2 separate regions of the Homo sapiens genome follow, and region 2 is linked to region 1. The links are chromatin contacts, found by Hi-C or POLR2A ChIA-PET in ENCODE. All regions are on one chromosome and are shown on one strand. The core of a region is the stretch at or near the end of the contact, and the rest is flanking DNA. Distances in the headings are between cores, read along the strand shown. Region 1 holds the start of LINC01489 (long intergenic non-protein coding RNA 1489). Region 2 holds the start of EPS8 (EGFR pathway substrate 8, signaling adaptor).

Region 1 (7,860 bases), core at 2,730-5,229:
CTTTATGCTATCTCCCCACACTAACTAACAATTTTTCATTCAACAATTTTACTATTAATCACTGTAGAAGAAAAGATTGGTGCTAAAGAATAAAACTGGGAAGTTACAGAGTTCCCAAAGTTGTAGTGGAAATGTGAGATTTTGAAGCCAAATGCTTTTCTCTGATGGAACAAAGACCCCAGCATCCTCCAGTTTCTCTCTGACAGTCTTAAAGGTAAAATTTAATAAATATCATATATTACTAAACCTCCTCCAAATCCATTTCTTTTTGAAGATCTCTCAAAATAGGGATAAGAGTATAATTAAGGTAGATTAATTAGGCACTCAAGTGAGTGCCTTGCATGTCAGAGGAATTCCAAACACATATAATCCCTCATTTTGAGCTATTAATGTCTCCCATGTTCTTCTACTTCTGTACATGAAAGCCACTTGATGAAGCCCATTTATTTGAGGACTCAATTCCTACCCTTAGTCAAGCAGGTCTCAAATTGTAGTGTACACAACAACCACCTGGAAGGCTTATGAAAACACAGAGTCCTAGTTCCTAGTGTCAGAGTTTCTGATTCAGTAGGTCTTGGATAGGGCTCAAGAATTTGCATTCTCACCCAGCTTCCAGGTGATTCTGATTCTGCTGGCAGCACACTAAAGAAAACCATTGACTTATGGTCCTTCTGTCCTGGTCCTCCCTTTTGGTCAAATGGTGACAGCCTTTCTGCAAAATGAACCCAGTATGAAACACATGTAAATAAAGAGAGAAGGAGGGACACACAAAGAGAGACCAAAACAAGGTTGTTTGGCTCTGGGATACATTAGGATCTGAAGCCGGCTCTATATTCCATCTTGCAAAGTTACAACTATACATTTTGCTAAGCTAGTGTGAGTTGGGTTTATGCCATTTGCAACAAAATAAGACAGCCAATAAAATCCCAGTAAAATGTAAAATTATAAAAGTATCCACTCAAGAGCATTTCTCTTTGCTCCTATACATCATCAGAGAAGTTATTTCTCTACCTCAGTTTATCACCTTAATCAACAACAAATATCCATTACCAACTTGACAACCACCATTTGCTTGTTTAGAGAGATTTGTTGGTAGTTGAAGCAGACAGAAATTCCTCCAGGTAGTTGTAGGCACAGAAGGCAAAGTTGAGCATATGTTTGGCAAGCCCAGAATCATGCATCCATTTCCTTAACAAATATTTGTTAAACACCAACGTGCTACTCACTGTGCCAAGTGCTGGAATGAAACAGTGAAAAGCCCCTGTCTAGTTGGAGTGACAGAAATAAGCACTTACAAAAGAGTTAGATCAGATATGTGAGGTCATCAAGATGGTACCACCGGCCCTGGAGTGAACAAACAGGGGACACCAGGGCACCAGGCATGTGCTCTGCAAGCCATCACTCTGAGACAAGTTTTGAGTGATGGTGAGAAAACAGTGGATGTGAGGGGCAGACAGATGTTAGTGTTTAGGGGACAGGCTTTGGGCCTTGAATAGACTTTGATTGGAGGCACGGCTCTACTACCCGTTAGTCTACTTAATTACATTGAACAGTTAACTCCCTAAGCTTCAATTTCTCTTATTTATAAATTAGACTCTTTATGTTAGCTATTTTAGGTAACACTGTGATAAGAATTGCACATTGTTCACAAACATATAAATATTCTATCCATGTTTGCCAAATAAAGTACCCCCAAATTACATAATTTTAGAAATACAGTAAAGAAAGCCCTGTCTTCCACTGGAAAGCTACATACAGAGGAAATGTGAAACCTAAAGTTTCAAAGACTGAAGTGACATGAAAATTAAATAAAGGAGGAACTTTTGAATGATCAATAGCTTCAGAGCTGAACCTCTAAAGGACTTCTTTAAGAATCAATACTGATACCATAACATTGATCCAAAAAGATAAGAAACGGCATCCTATCTTTTTATGAAAATGGAAAAGTCATATAAATTTAAAAGAAGCTGTGAGAACCGTGGGAGATTAGACACAGTAAAAGACACAAATCGTATTTGTCCCTCATTAATGTAAAGCAGGGGAATTGCCCTGCAGGTTTCCATGTGAGAATATGTTATGCTTTATGGTGGAAGGAGGGTAAAAAAGTCAAAACAACCAGACTTTACCCCTAGATTTAACTAAGGACTAGCTCGACCACATTCTAGTTGTGGGGCATTTAATTATGAGCTCAAGACTGGTGATCAGTGCTCTTATTATAATACCTACTCCACAAGTGTGTGAAGAATCAAGTGCCTAGCATCCTGTCTTGCGCCTCGGAGGCACTCAATAGACAGGAGTTTAAGTCATTGCTGAGAGGAAGATAAATGAACTTATGACTTCTCTGCAGGTCAAGCAACTCACTATACCGATGGCTTCAACCTTCCCACTGCATCATTTCTTCATGTTTTGCAGATCATGAGAAAATGCTGTCATTAGCCAAGTCAGATTGTCTTCTGAACCTTAGGTCAACAACTCTGCCACAGAAAGCCTGCTATGGGCATAATTGTGAAATTAAAGAGAATTTCTGCAATCTCAGATGGCACTTTCTGTCCTCCTTCTGGTCCCACCCCAGGTGTTCTTAATGAACAATCAGCTGTCGGAAAGCTGCCCTAATTCTGCCCCACAGGAAAGAACAACTTCTTAAAGTGTGGTTCTCAAACTCCATGTGTCAGCATCCCCTCAGACGCCACAGGGACAAGCGAGTGGGCTGTCGAGATTGGAACATCCTGAAAACTGCTCAAAATATTCCACATGAAAAAACAAAGAAGTATTTTACCTGTGCGGGGATAGGATTGCAGACCCACAGGAAGTTTTTCTCCACTCTATTATCACAGAAAGGGATGCTCTGAGAATTCATGAACGATTGGGGTTTCTGTTCTGCATTTTTAAAAAGAGGGAGTTTGAAAGTAAGAGAACATTAATCCGATGGAAATGTGTTAAAAATTGATAAGTAAGACTGGAGCATTTGTATTTTGTGTAAATCTCTATTTGTTTTATGTGTTTAAATACCCACCAACAGAAAAACATTTTTAAATTAAAAGAAACCCCACTATCATTTTAAATTAAATTAAAAGAAGTCCTGCAAGTTTGTGAATTGTTAAGAGCTTTGAAATATAGAATTTGCAGAAACACACATAGCTGTAGGATAAAGAACATGATCCATCAGAGTCCGGGTCAGGAAACTAGAAAGCATATTATAACAGATGGAATGTATTATAAATTAATTATAATCAGTTATAAGGAATTGGCTAAGCTAAATAGAGAAGGTAGAATAAAGGGAAGAAATTGCGGTTCCGTCCCAGGTGTTCCTAATGAGCAATCAGCTGTCTGAAAGCTGCCCTAATCAGAGAAGATGCCCGGCAGAGCCATTGTCAGACTCGGACCAGATCTCTGAGGAGAGGGCACTGCCTGGCTGCTATGGGTAACTTTGCAGAAAAAGTGTAGAAAGAAGGTGGAGACTAGAACCAGACCAATTGCTGCTGCCAAGAGAGGGCGGTTGTTGCTGGCGGATGCCGCTGCCAGGAACAGGGACTTCTCCTTCCCTCCCTCCCTTTCTAGCCTTCCAGCAAGCATCCAGTGCCTCCCTCTCAGAGAAGCCTCACAGGCAGCCAAAACTCTATTTCCTATCATCCCAGCCCCAGTGCCATAAAGCTGAGTAAGGAAAGGTGGGTTTGAAGTAGAGAGACAATAGCTTCATAAACCAGCACACTGTCTTCTTAGGAAACCCTTCAAGTAAACTGAAGTAGATTAAAAAAAAAAATCACAGCAGATGCTTCAGCTGGTAACTGCAGTTTGCAAACAAAGAACCGCACTGCTGTAACCCGAGTGGGGAAGCCTCTGCTTATGCCATAGTGATCTTTGCAACTATCCATGCACACAAATAATTTTCTCATGTATTTACTCACCCAGGAAGTATTTACTGAGTTCCTTCTATTTCTAGGCATTTCCTAGGAAGTGGAGTGGGTATAACAGTGAACAACACAGGCAAATTCCCTGTCCTTGTGGAGGTGATGTTGTAACAGGATAGGCAGACAACAAGCATGCTAAAAATAGCCGGTAGTGCTAAGTGTAAAAAGACTGAAGATATGTGGGAACAAAGGGGTATCCAATCCACTTCCTTTTCCTAATGCAACAAACACATAACATTTTAATAAAAACAACTGATTATGCTAGCTCACATGGGCTAATATTTTACATTAACTTTCTTTCATAAGCCATCATTTCATCTGTCGGTGGTTCATACTAAGCAGCCTGGCTCACATCATATCTCTTAAAACAATAAGACCCAGAACCCTAAGATTCACCACTTCTGGTGAGAGCCAAAGTACATATACATGAGCTCCAGCCCTGCACACTGAGGTGGATGAGCTTCAGGACATTCTCTTTAAGACTGTTCTTGTGTCCCAGACATAGCATGTAGGGGTCTGAAATAATCCTCAAAGAGCTTTAATGATGAACTTTGCAAGAGAAGATATTTGGGAGAAGTAGAAAACCAGAGGACATGTTTCAGAGACTGGTCCTTCTTTTCAAACTTCAGGGGAAAATCACCTACTTGTATCTTAGCGTATAGTTGGTTGCCTGAATGAAATAATTTCAAATGATGGTTATTCTAATTCTGTCATATTTTTTACTTTAGGCAAAATAAATATTACAAATGTCTTGACTCCAATTTGTTTTGCTTCTTCAAGGCACCATAACTACTGAAATATTGAGGATATAAATCAAACCTGTTGTGTACATATTTCTTGTGGTGACCTATGTTAGAAAAATAACTGAGGCTGTAGCATGCATTTACTAATCCTTCATTTAAATGCCATGCAGCAGCTGCAGATTATGTATACTGAAATGATGATCATGCTGTGGATAGAAGCTTTAATTATTTGGGGATGGGGATTTTTTAAAACCACACTTCTCAGTATGTTCCTTCTTATACCTAACATTAAAACATTTTTCACTCCTTTTCTGAAAATCTAATAATACTGGCCACTGTATGTAAATGACCTCTAAAGTGACGCATGCTTTCCCAAGTGTGGCACAATCTCTGGTTTCACATAGCTGGCTTCACTCAGTTCCATCACCTACTTGCCTTTGGAGGCATTTGAGTTTTGCAAACTCTGTACTTAGTGAATAGCTCAGAAGAGATATTAAATATGTTTAATAATCAATAAGGCATGGGCAATAAATAGGTGAGGTCCTAGAAGTCCGATGCAGTGTTAGGCATTAGCCCATTAACTTCTAATTGTGAGAAGAGGCTAAGTTGAAGGGATATGGGGGATGCCTAGGGGGATCATGACAGGAGTTATTAACCCGTCATTTAAATATCAATATCTGAACTACCTATATGGCCGTATCAACTGAATATCAGATCTAGGTGTGTATTCATTAGGTGAAGAAGTCGTGAAACTCCTTCGTGAGTTTAAAATATGAAAGATAATTTTGACATAAGGAAATATATTGAAAAAATCTGAGAGGTGAAGTGAAGAAAGAAGGGATGGTGCCTTCAGATACACAGAACTAGAGGTAGAGGAAAGAGTATGTGTGCGTGTGTGTGTGTGTGTGTGTGTGTGTGTGTGTACCAAAGCCTAAGGAAAGCCTGAAGAGATAACAAATAATATTGTTTCTGAAGGCCTGAGCTTTGAACTTTGAGCTGCTTAAGATGCTACATGTACAAAACAGCTGATTTCTCCTTTAAAATGGATAAGAAAAGCAATGATTCCCTCAACCTGGTTCATAGTCCTGAAGTAGTAATAGAAGAACTAGGACAACAGGTACCTCTATCAGATCCCTTATCCCACTTATCTGTCTCTTTCCACTGGACTAAGAGTTTCTTTCATCTTTGTTTCCCAAAACCTAAGACAGTGCCTGGCAGATAATGTGCCTTCTCTGGCTCCCTTCCAACCTCAGAATGATTCAGGCTTTCTTTGTGCCAGTTTATCTGGCTCAACTGGAAGGTCTTTAAGGGAATGGGCCATGTTTTCATTACTTAACATTGTGCATAGTGCCTGACTCAGAGTAAGGCTTAATATATTTGTTGAATAAATAAGCGAATGAATATCAATCAATGAACTACCTTGGCAAACACTTGTGAGAAAAATCTGTAAGACTAAGAATTTATTTGCTCAAAGTATGCTGCCAATTTATGAAATAATAGGGCAGACATTAGTGATTGGCTACCCAAAAGTCATTCCTGATCCCTTCATTCTTGTGGTCTTCTTGTACAGCACTTAATAAGTGCATATTACATTCCAGAGCAGATGGAGGTCCTCAGTTAGCCCTTGATTTATTGATTGGAAGGAGCAGAAACTGTCTCCAACTTCCTTTGTAAATTCCTACTCTAAAAAGTAGATGTACAATAATTTCCATTACATGAAACCAACATCATAAAGAACATGAAGGAAAGAGCATTTTGTGAGAATCGGAAAACCATATGAGCACTAATGAAATAGAACAATTTAACATCAAAAGAAAGCTGTCAAGTTGTTCAAGATGCTGGATTGGGTGCAGACATTTATGTCCTGTGCTTCCCAGAACACAATGCAATAGTTCAGAAACACACACATAAAGTCAAGAAAACAGCAGGGATGGGGGGAAGAGTAACCAGTAGAGGAGAGATTTCAATAAATCACTGCAAGACAGAAAACAGATGGGAGTACGGTGATGGACCACAGCAAAGAAGTTATAGCCTGGAATATTCCATGAGGGGGCTGAGTGGGGACTGGAATGCCATGATCTGCCAACTAGAATATTCTAGAGGGGCTCTGGGCTCAGGAGGGAGGAATTGGTCTGGAGCCTGGAAACAGGAGGATTTATTGAATATATAAACAGAGAAGAGGTATGCCAGTTAAATTCCTCTCTCTCCACCTCCCTCACTGCTTACAATTGTAAGCCATCTGGGGAATTAAGACTTCAAATGGGATGTTGGCCTACTCCAGAGTGAAGTCACCTCATTCTGACTTTTGGGGGAACCCCATCTGACAGCCACCTCCACATTTTCTCATTTTAAAGCTAAACTTGCCATTCCACAAACTCCCCCCTTGTAAACAAAGCTCCCTACCAGAATTTCCGCTTGGTGGAATAGCCTATCTGGACATCAGTACTGGACACCAGTATATCAGAGGAGATGCCTATACCAGATCCCCATCCTTCATTCTTAAATAGGAAGAGACAAACCCGAAGACGATTAGACATGTGAGAAAAACCAGCAGCATTAAGAAAAAAAGAAGATAAAAAGAAACAATGACTGGAGGAGAAAAAAAGAGAACTCAAGCACTGAGAAATATTTTACATTCATAAACTTTCTGGGTGCTAAGAAAATGGGGCAAGCAGAGAACTGTAAAGAGACTAAAAACAGGACACAAAAAAATCAATGGAATGATAGGAAAATACAGTCATAAAAATATCCCCAAATATGAGCAAAATGATAAGGAGAAATAGAACATGAGAGAAAACACAAGAGAACTAGAGAAACCATCACTTGACTTAGAATCTCAGACAGAAAAAAAAACAGAAAAAATTGGAGGAGAGGATATTATTAAAGAAACAGCAGGGGAAAAAAATCCCTAAACTGAGAAAAACAAAAGTTTTCACCAGAAAAGAGACCACTTATTGCTGAGTAGGATGAATTTAAAAAACTATAAATTTTAGAGCGCCAGTGATAAAAGATGATTATAAACAATTCCAGAAAGAAAAACACAAATACGATCCAGAAAAGAGCGTGTCTAGGATGACATTGCTATTCTACAAGCTTGGAAAAAAACAATCCAGAGTAGGCCAGTGAGACAGAGGCTCTAATAGGGATGTCTCCCCAAGAACAGTTGGGGGATTTGGTGCAATAGACCAAATAATTGTAAAAGTTGAAAA
Region 2 (7,860 bases), core at 2,742-5,241, 790 kb before region 1:
GTTCTTTCAACAGTGTGAAATAATAACAAGGGTGATAGCCAACCTGAAATTACTTGTCTACCAAGTTACACTTAGAAGATTTAGATCATCATAATAATAATATTCTAAGCTACAGTGTACCTTTTCTAGATTTACTCATGGATATGTTTTATGTTATATGGCTTTAAGGCTGTGAGTCTACAGAGGTATACACAGCAGTCCCTAAATTATATTCATACATCAGATTGGGGAGTGGGAGTGAACAGGGATGTTTGAAGAATTCTGACTCTTGGGTAATGTGGAGATAGCTCTTACTCCCCAGATAGAATTCAGTCATTATAATTTCTCCACATTTTCTGTATGTAGCATTTATACCCAGCTGTAGACTCTGCTCCTATATTTTGGGACAGAGTATTGCTCTGTCACCCAGGCTGGAGTGCAGTCAACTGATCTTGGCTCACTGCAACCTCTGCCTCCTGTGTTCAAGTGATTCTCATGCCTCAGCCTCCCAAGTAGCTGGGACTACAGGCGTGTGCCGCCAAGCCTGCTAATATTTGTATTTTCAGTAGAGATGGGGTTTCGCCATGTTGCCCAGGCTAATCTCCAACTCCTGTCCTCTGGTGATCGTTTGGCCTCGGCCTCCTAAAGTGCTGGGATTACAGATGTGAGCCAATGAGCCTGGCCTGCACCATATTTTGAATGCCCCATTCACTCCAGGTATCTATCTCCATTCTACATCATTCCTACATCATTTTCATCCCAAATGCCAACATATACTAATGAGATTTTCAAAAAGGAAAAACTTGTGTATAGTGATACTCTAAATAGGTAAGTTTGACATAGATTCTTAACAAAAGTATAAACCAGATTATTAACAATGGTTTTAGTGGGATCACTAATACCAGAATGGGTTAATCTGAAAACAGATCTTATTTAACTAGCTTCCTTTTTTTTTTTGAAAGAGTTTCTTGGACCAGTAGATTTGGGGATGCTAGAAACAGTAAATCTTTATTTCAGCAAAGCATCTAGAAAACCTTCATGAACTCCATGTTGGTTATGGTATGGGTGCATGGACTAAAGTGCTTGAAAAGTGTTGGTTCATAAATGACTGTTACCTTGGAGATCTATTTTGGCAGTGGGCTGTCTGAAGATACAGGGGAAAAGAAACCCCAAACCTAAGTGTTTTTTTCTGTTCTCTTATTCAACAATCAACATAGAAGACTTCTGTAAGCTCTGGTTACCAAGAAGTGTGTAAGAATTTCCCCTACCAGCAATCAACCAATCAATCCTGCAGCAGACACAAGCTGGGTGTCTTCAATTCAATTCTGAAACTATCTACCTGGAGATAATGTCAGATCCTACAGGTTGAGGGCTCAGTCCCACAAGACTACCCTGACTTCAGATGCCAAACAAAAAAGCCCCAGGTGGCTTTACTTGTGCTTCTGGCTGAACAACTAGAAATTAGGGTTCCCGTGACTCCCTCCTTGAGTTTGGTTATTTTGCTAGACCTGCTCACAGAACTCAGGGAAACATGTTTACCATTTTCTTATAAAGGATATTACAGAGGATACAGTTGAAGAGATGCATAGGGTGATTTATGCCCTCTCTGGGAGCACCGCCATCCAGGAATCTCCGTTTAGTTATTCATGTTCCCCTCTCTGGAAGTGCATGTAACCCATTCTTTTTTTTTTTTTTTTTGTGGAGGCTTTATTGCGTAGGCATGATTGATCAAGTCATGGGCCATTGGTGATCAGCTTAACCAGCCCCGGAAGTTAGAGGGTGGGGCTGAAGGTTCCAACACACTAATCATGCCTTGGTCCTTCCTATGACCAGTCCCCATCCTGAAGCTATGCTGGAGCCCCCAGCCATCAGCCAATTCATTCAAATACAAAAAGATGTTCATCACTTTGGAGATTTCAAGGATTTTAGGAGCTATATGTCTGGAAATGGGATGAAGACCAAATATATATTTTATAATATCACAGGCCTTTTTAAAGCCCGTTCTGTGTTACTGTTTCTTACTAGACGTAAATGGAGCCAAACAAGGCATACTTATTAAATTTACAAATGTTAAAAGTGATCACTAGTATTTATCTGAAATTGTGTCCTAAAACAAACACGATAAAATTTAATAAGAATAAAACAAAAATCAAGATTTAAATACATAGAAGTATAGACTATGAAAGGTGGAAGATACGGTTTAATTTAGTTGATGTGAAATAGACTTGGGTGTTCTGTTTGAATCTAGGTAGTGTGTGCTTGCATCAAAGGGGTGGCTGATCAGCAGCTGGAGAACTGGAACTCAGTTCTTGGCCCACTGTATTTGAATATTGTATTCTCAGTGCACAATTTAGAGAGGAGAATGAAAATCAAAACACATTCAAAGCAAGGTGAATAGTGTGATTATGGCAGCTCACTGCTATTTGAAAAACACTTAAAAGAGAATTTTTGAAGAAATGTATTAGATCTGTTGGTTACTTAATAGTTGCCCCTACTATTTCAAGGCTTGCAGTGTCTATAAAGAATGAGATTCATATTGTGTTGTTCCTAGGGGCAGAACCAAGACCAGTAGTATCAGGGAAGTTGATTTGATGTTCATAAATGATACAGGCTATAGTGTTAAGCAGACCTGGTTGTTAATTCTGGCGTCAGCATTGGCTTTGGCAAAAAGAAGGAAACTTCTGGGTTTCATTTTCCTAATGTGTTTAATAGGTATAATAAGGCCCATCTCATTTTAAGGACTAGGAATAATGTGTGTAAGTTGCTCAGTTCCTGGCATAGGTAAATATTCAACAAATAATCATGGTTATATGTAATGATAAAAATAGAAATTTACAACATTGGAAATGTTCAAGTGGATAGTGGTCTGGTGGAAATATTGGAGAGAGTATTCCCACTTAAAATAGGGGACTGGACTTAGCCGTTATATCGATTCCAACTTTTAGAATGGTTTGAATGTCCACCTTGGCATGTTACGTCGTTTCTCCCTGACTGTGCTTTTATTTGCTTCACAAAGCAAGCAAGTCCAATCTCTTTTAACCAAGTTTAATTTATAGGCTTTCGTGGACTTCTGGAAGTCAACTGACTTCGAAGTTAGGACAGCATGGGGGGATTGGGGGAGTAGCTATGACAATGAGGAGTTTTAAGAGTGAGAAAACACAATGTCTATGAGAACATGGACTTCTCTTTTAGAGGCTCCATGAGCTACTCAGAGAGGAGGTTATGAGGGTTGGTTAAGGTACGAGAGGCACAAAGTGAAAGAAGCCTCCACTACTTCAAACCACATCAGGGCTTTTGGCAAGAGCTACATGAAAAATAGGCTCACAGGCAGCCTGGCGAGGCGGGTCTGGGCTTGCAGGCTGGCGCTAAGGACCGGCAGTTGGGAGACTCTCAGGGACCCGATGGAGGGCCTTGGGCACCACCAGTTTACCGCATGGGTTGGAGAGACAAAAAAAGAGGAGAGCGACAAAAGGGGGAAAATAGGTCCGATGATCAGAGGAGGAAGACGAAGGCTGGCTGGTCATTAGATGCGTCTTGTTTGCCGCCAAAGGGCAGGGGTTACGAGCTGTGCAGCCAGACTGGGTGTTGCAACCCGAGCGCTCCCTCCGCCCGGGGCGTCCATCCTCGCCGGGGGCGAAGCTCTCCACACGCTCTTTGCCCCTTCCTGCGCCTCCTGGCTGCTAGTCAGTCCTGTTAGGGCACTTCTGGAAACCTGCTGTCGACTCGCTGCCTTGGTCCGACTTTGATCGCGGCCTTGATAACTTGGCGCAGCGCCCCGTCTCCTTTCCTCCGGTCCCTCTCCCGCCCACCCGGCCTCACCGGCCACTTCGCCTCAAGCGCTGGAGTCGACCAGAACTCTGCGGCTCGGCTGCCGGCAAGACCCGGATAGCGGATTTCGCTCCTGGCTGCGGGGCGCGCACTCGCCCGCCCGCCCGCTCGCTCGTTCCTCGCGCGGGCACTGGGCATGCGCGGCGCGCGGTTGGCACTGGCTGCGAGCGGGCGGGCGGCTCCAGACTTCACAGGCAGCAGCTAGCGAGGCGGTCTCGCCCGGCGCGAGGCCGGCGCTGTGCTCGCCTCGGAGATCGCTGCTCTTTAGCTGGGTGCAGAAGGCGGCTCCGCGGCTCGCGGACGACTGGCTGGGCGCGAATCAGATTGGGGGGCTTTCTCCCGGTCCCCTCCCACCTCGTCTGGGCTCGCGGCGTCTCCGGGGAAAGCCGTGGCCCCGAGGGCGGATCCGAGGTAAGAGCCCCTTGGCGAAAGGCGCCGGTCCCGGGGTCCGGCGGCTTTGACTTTCTCGATTTTAAAAATCCGCCTTTGTGTGCTGGAATCGGAGCGGTGCCAGGAGCCGCGTCCGCCTCCCTTCACTTTGACTGCTTTCAACTGGTGTTGGCAGCCAGGTGCGGTAGGGCGCTGCGGCCGGAGGCGTCCGCTCGCCGGGTCCGGGCAAGCTGTGGGGCCCGTGCAGACCCGCGCCCAGGGCTCCGGGAGGCTGGGCAGGGAGGGTTCGCCGTGGCCCAGTGATATTCATGGTAACCTGAGCTTCCGCAGATACACCTGCGCTCATCTGGTCCGTGGGGCGACTGCAGACCGAGTATCCCGATCTCGGCTTATTACGTTAGACTTGGGATTTGTGCGCTGCTCTGCCAACCCGCCTCAAATGGGGAGGGGTTCTTTTCAAAATGACCCTTTAGGGCAGGGTCCCACCCCCGTTTACCCCCTCGAATTAACATAGCTAATTGTTTCGGAATCGTTGTCAATGCCTAATGGCTGTTGACTTTCTTAGCTTGCTCCACTTTACTCACCATTTTACTTTTGGGAAGACAGACGGCCTTTCTCCGGTTGTGGTCAGTTCATGCATTTGAAAGGGGTTTCCCCACCCATGTACTCCCTGCCCTCTCCGATGTTCTCACTCTTACTTTCCTTCCTAGGACTACCTGTTTGCAAAATCTTTGCACCGACCGTTCTCCGGCAGTGTTTCTCAAATCCTCCTCCTCCCATAGGGCCCGTAGTACTGTTGGAATCTCGCGGGGGGCAGGACGCCGTGGTTAGGATTTGAAATCCGCAGACATCTAGAGCGGTGAAGGATTAGGAATTAGAATCCTCCTTTACAAAATATGTTTCAGTGAAATGTGTTACTGCTTCTCTTTTCAAGGTTTCTTGCCTTAGATAGTAAGGGGAATAGGTAAAAGAGCTAATATGTTAGGATGAGTTCAGGTAAAACTTGATTTCAGATGTGTGAAGAGTGTGACTTTTTGGCTTTGTCATTTTTGGGAAATAGGAGAGTTAGGATTCCGGGCAATCTTCTTTATATTGAAAAAGCCCCTCAAAGTAACTGTGTTGTGTATTGCCTCTAGTTTATTTTCATTGAAAGGACTCCATTCTTCCACAGCTCCTTGGGTTCTGGAAAGTGAGCACTAGTAATGGACGTCATGTGGTAGTGAGTCTATTGGAATTAAAGTCAATGTCATCCTGTCTCACCTAGTATAGATTTTTTGTTTGGGATCGCAGTTTTCTAAACATATTGCTGTAGTTCTTAAGTTGCTGGTGTGGAAAATTTTTGGTCACGAATTCACACTTTTACTTACAATTTGACAGTTAAAACAGTATAGAATTGTCACATAAAGGGTAAGGTAGAATGTATCACAAATGCAATAGTGATAATATAATGCCTTTATTGCAGAATACACAGATTGAGACTTTGTAAGATTGCACCACAAGTCATTCACTTTATAGCAGAAAAAAAAGAAGGAAAATATAATTTGCTTTTAATTCTACTATTCTGAGATAACCGCTGTTTACAAGACTTGGTGCATTCTCTTTGTAATTTTTTTCACTTCCCAATGTCATTGAATATTATATAGTAATTTCCAGTAAGTGTAATTTAACTTATACTGTTAGTAGCCCCACTCTTAATAGGGTGATGTTTCTTTTGTTTCCTGTCAGGAACCTAATGTCTAATTTTGAATATTTTGCTTGTTTGTGATCAAACTTAAAGATTTATTTTGTTTTTATTTCTAGCTTTTTCCTGCTTTCAAGGTTTTATCAATACTGATTCTTTTCAGATACCAGTTCTTTTCTATGCTATGGCATAGGCTTGCTACTCTCTACTTTGTGTTTATTACATTCCAAATCCTAGTTATTTTCTTACACTCTGTTTCACACCCTTTACCCTACTGCTTTTTATTCTTCTCTCTACTCCCTTCTTTTACATACCTCTTTTAATTCTGCAGCAGGTCACTTGAACCAAGGTTTGTATAAGAAAACATAGTATCCAGAATAGGAAATGATAGGTTTTTAAAAGTTGTCTCTTTAAATACTTGAAGTTCTATTGGATGAATATTTTAACACTGATTTATGTAATATTTATATACAACTCAGCTTTCCTGAGTTGTGTGAAACATACTTGGTAGTTACACGGATCATCACAAAACAACATAAGTTAATGATAAGGTACAAACTTTTGGACATCTGTAGAGGTATGTCGGGGGAAAAAGTGGAATTTTAATTAAAGTATTCTGGCTATAGTAAATCCCTCCTGGGAATTATTAATACTACATGAAATTGTTTGCAGCTGTTAGTGATTGAAAATATTTTTGTAAGAAAAATTCTGCATTGGAATAGTTGCAAACATTTTAAGTTGAATATATGCAAGAAAGTTTAAGGGTCTTCAGTGCTTCACTACAACCTTTTCAGTATTTTCTAGATGTATTCCTAAATGGGATTTAAAAAAATAGACCTTATTTCTCAGAAGTTTTGGATTTACAGGAAAGCTACAAATACGGTGTCTATATACCCCCATACCAGCTTCCCCTCTTATTAACATCTTGTATTATTGGTATTTGTTACTATTAATGAACCAGTATCAGTACATTAGTATTAACAAAGTTTATACTTTATTTAGATTTCCTTAGTTTTTAATGTCCTTTTTCTGTTCCAGGACCCTACCATCCAGGACACCACTAAATGTATTTCCTCGTAATGTCTCCCTAGGCTCCTCTTGGCTGTGACAGTTTGTTAGACTTCCTTGTTTTTGATGATGTTTGAGGAGTACTGGTCAGGTATTTTGTAGAATACATTTGCATTGGAATTCATCTAATGTTTTTTCTCATGATTAGACTGTGATTATAGGTTTTTGGTAGAAAGATCACAGAGGTAACGTGCCATTTTCATCTCATATCAAGGGTATATACTATCAGTATGATTTGTCACTGTGATACTCATCTTTATCACCTGGCTGAGATAGTGTTTATCAGATTTTTCCACTTTTCTCCACCTTTTTCATGCTGTGCTCTTAGAAGGAAGGAACTGTGTATAGCCTATACTTAAGGAGTAGAGAGTTATGCTTCCCCCTTTGATGGTAGAAATCTATATAAATTATTTGGATATTTTTCTCCGTGGGAGATTTGTCTCTTCTCCCCCATGTATTTATTTACTCAATCATATTTATTTTGTTCTGGACTCATGGATATATATATATTATATAAATATAAAATCTATCTATCTATCTAAATATTTTGGGTTATAATACAATGCTACTTTGTTACAGCTTGACTCCAGTGCCTCTTTGACATACTACCATCAATGTGAATTTTGTTTTTTTGGAAGCATTTCCTTACTTTCTGGTATTATGAGATGCTCTAGGTTCATCTGTATACATCTTGCCACAGTCCTAGAATCAGTCATTTCTCCAAGGAATCTGGATCATTTTGTTGGGGAATGGTGTTAGAAACCAAGATCTGGGTGCTAGGTGTGCTTGTTGCTACTGTGGTATCATTGCTTCTAGGTTCTCTCATGTGACAAAGCAAGAAATACATGTGTGTATATGAACATATCTGTACATATTTTTATGTAACAGTTTGTATCCATGTTTAACTATGAATT

What was found. Hi-C counts contacts between places; a loop is a spot of excess contacts on that map. ChIA-PET counts read pairs that join two places held with the same protein, here RNA polymerase II (POLR2A).
Region 2: a map of naive thymus-derived CD4-positive, alpha-beta T cell shows a loop between it and region 1 (4-fold over the local background). The contact joins the promoter of EPS8 here to the promoter of LINC01489 in region 1. A Hi-C loop is called at or near these places in 1 of 168 maps with a recorded cell type or tissue (naive thymus-derived CD4-positive, alpha-beta T cell). POLR2A ChIA-PET finds 5 or more read pairs at or near these places in 1 of 52 experiments (WTC11).

What each region holds. Positions count from the first base shown.
Region 1 is chr12:14,997,952-15,005,811 of GRCh38, reverse strand. LINC01489 (long intergenic non-protein coding RNA 1489) reads right to left here and starts at 3,979. Exons shown (of 4, transcript NR_120466.1): 1 at 3,906-3,979; 2 at 2,777-2,877; 3 at 606-712.
Region 2 is chr12:15,785,519-15,793,378 of GRCh38, reverse strand. EPS8 (EGFR pathway substrate 8, signaling adaptor) reads left to right here and starts at 3,991. Exons shown (of 21, transcript NM_004447.6): 1 at 3,991-4,218. RefSeq lists silencers at 3,784-4,133, 4,394-4,513, 4,844-4,923.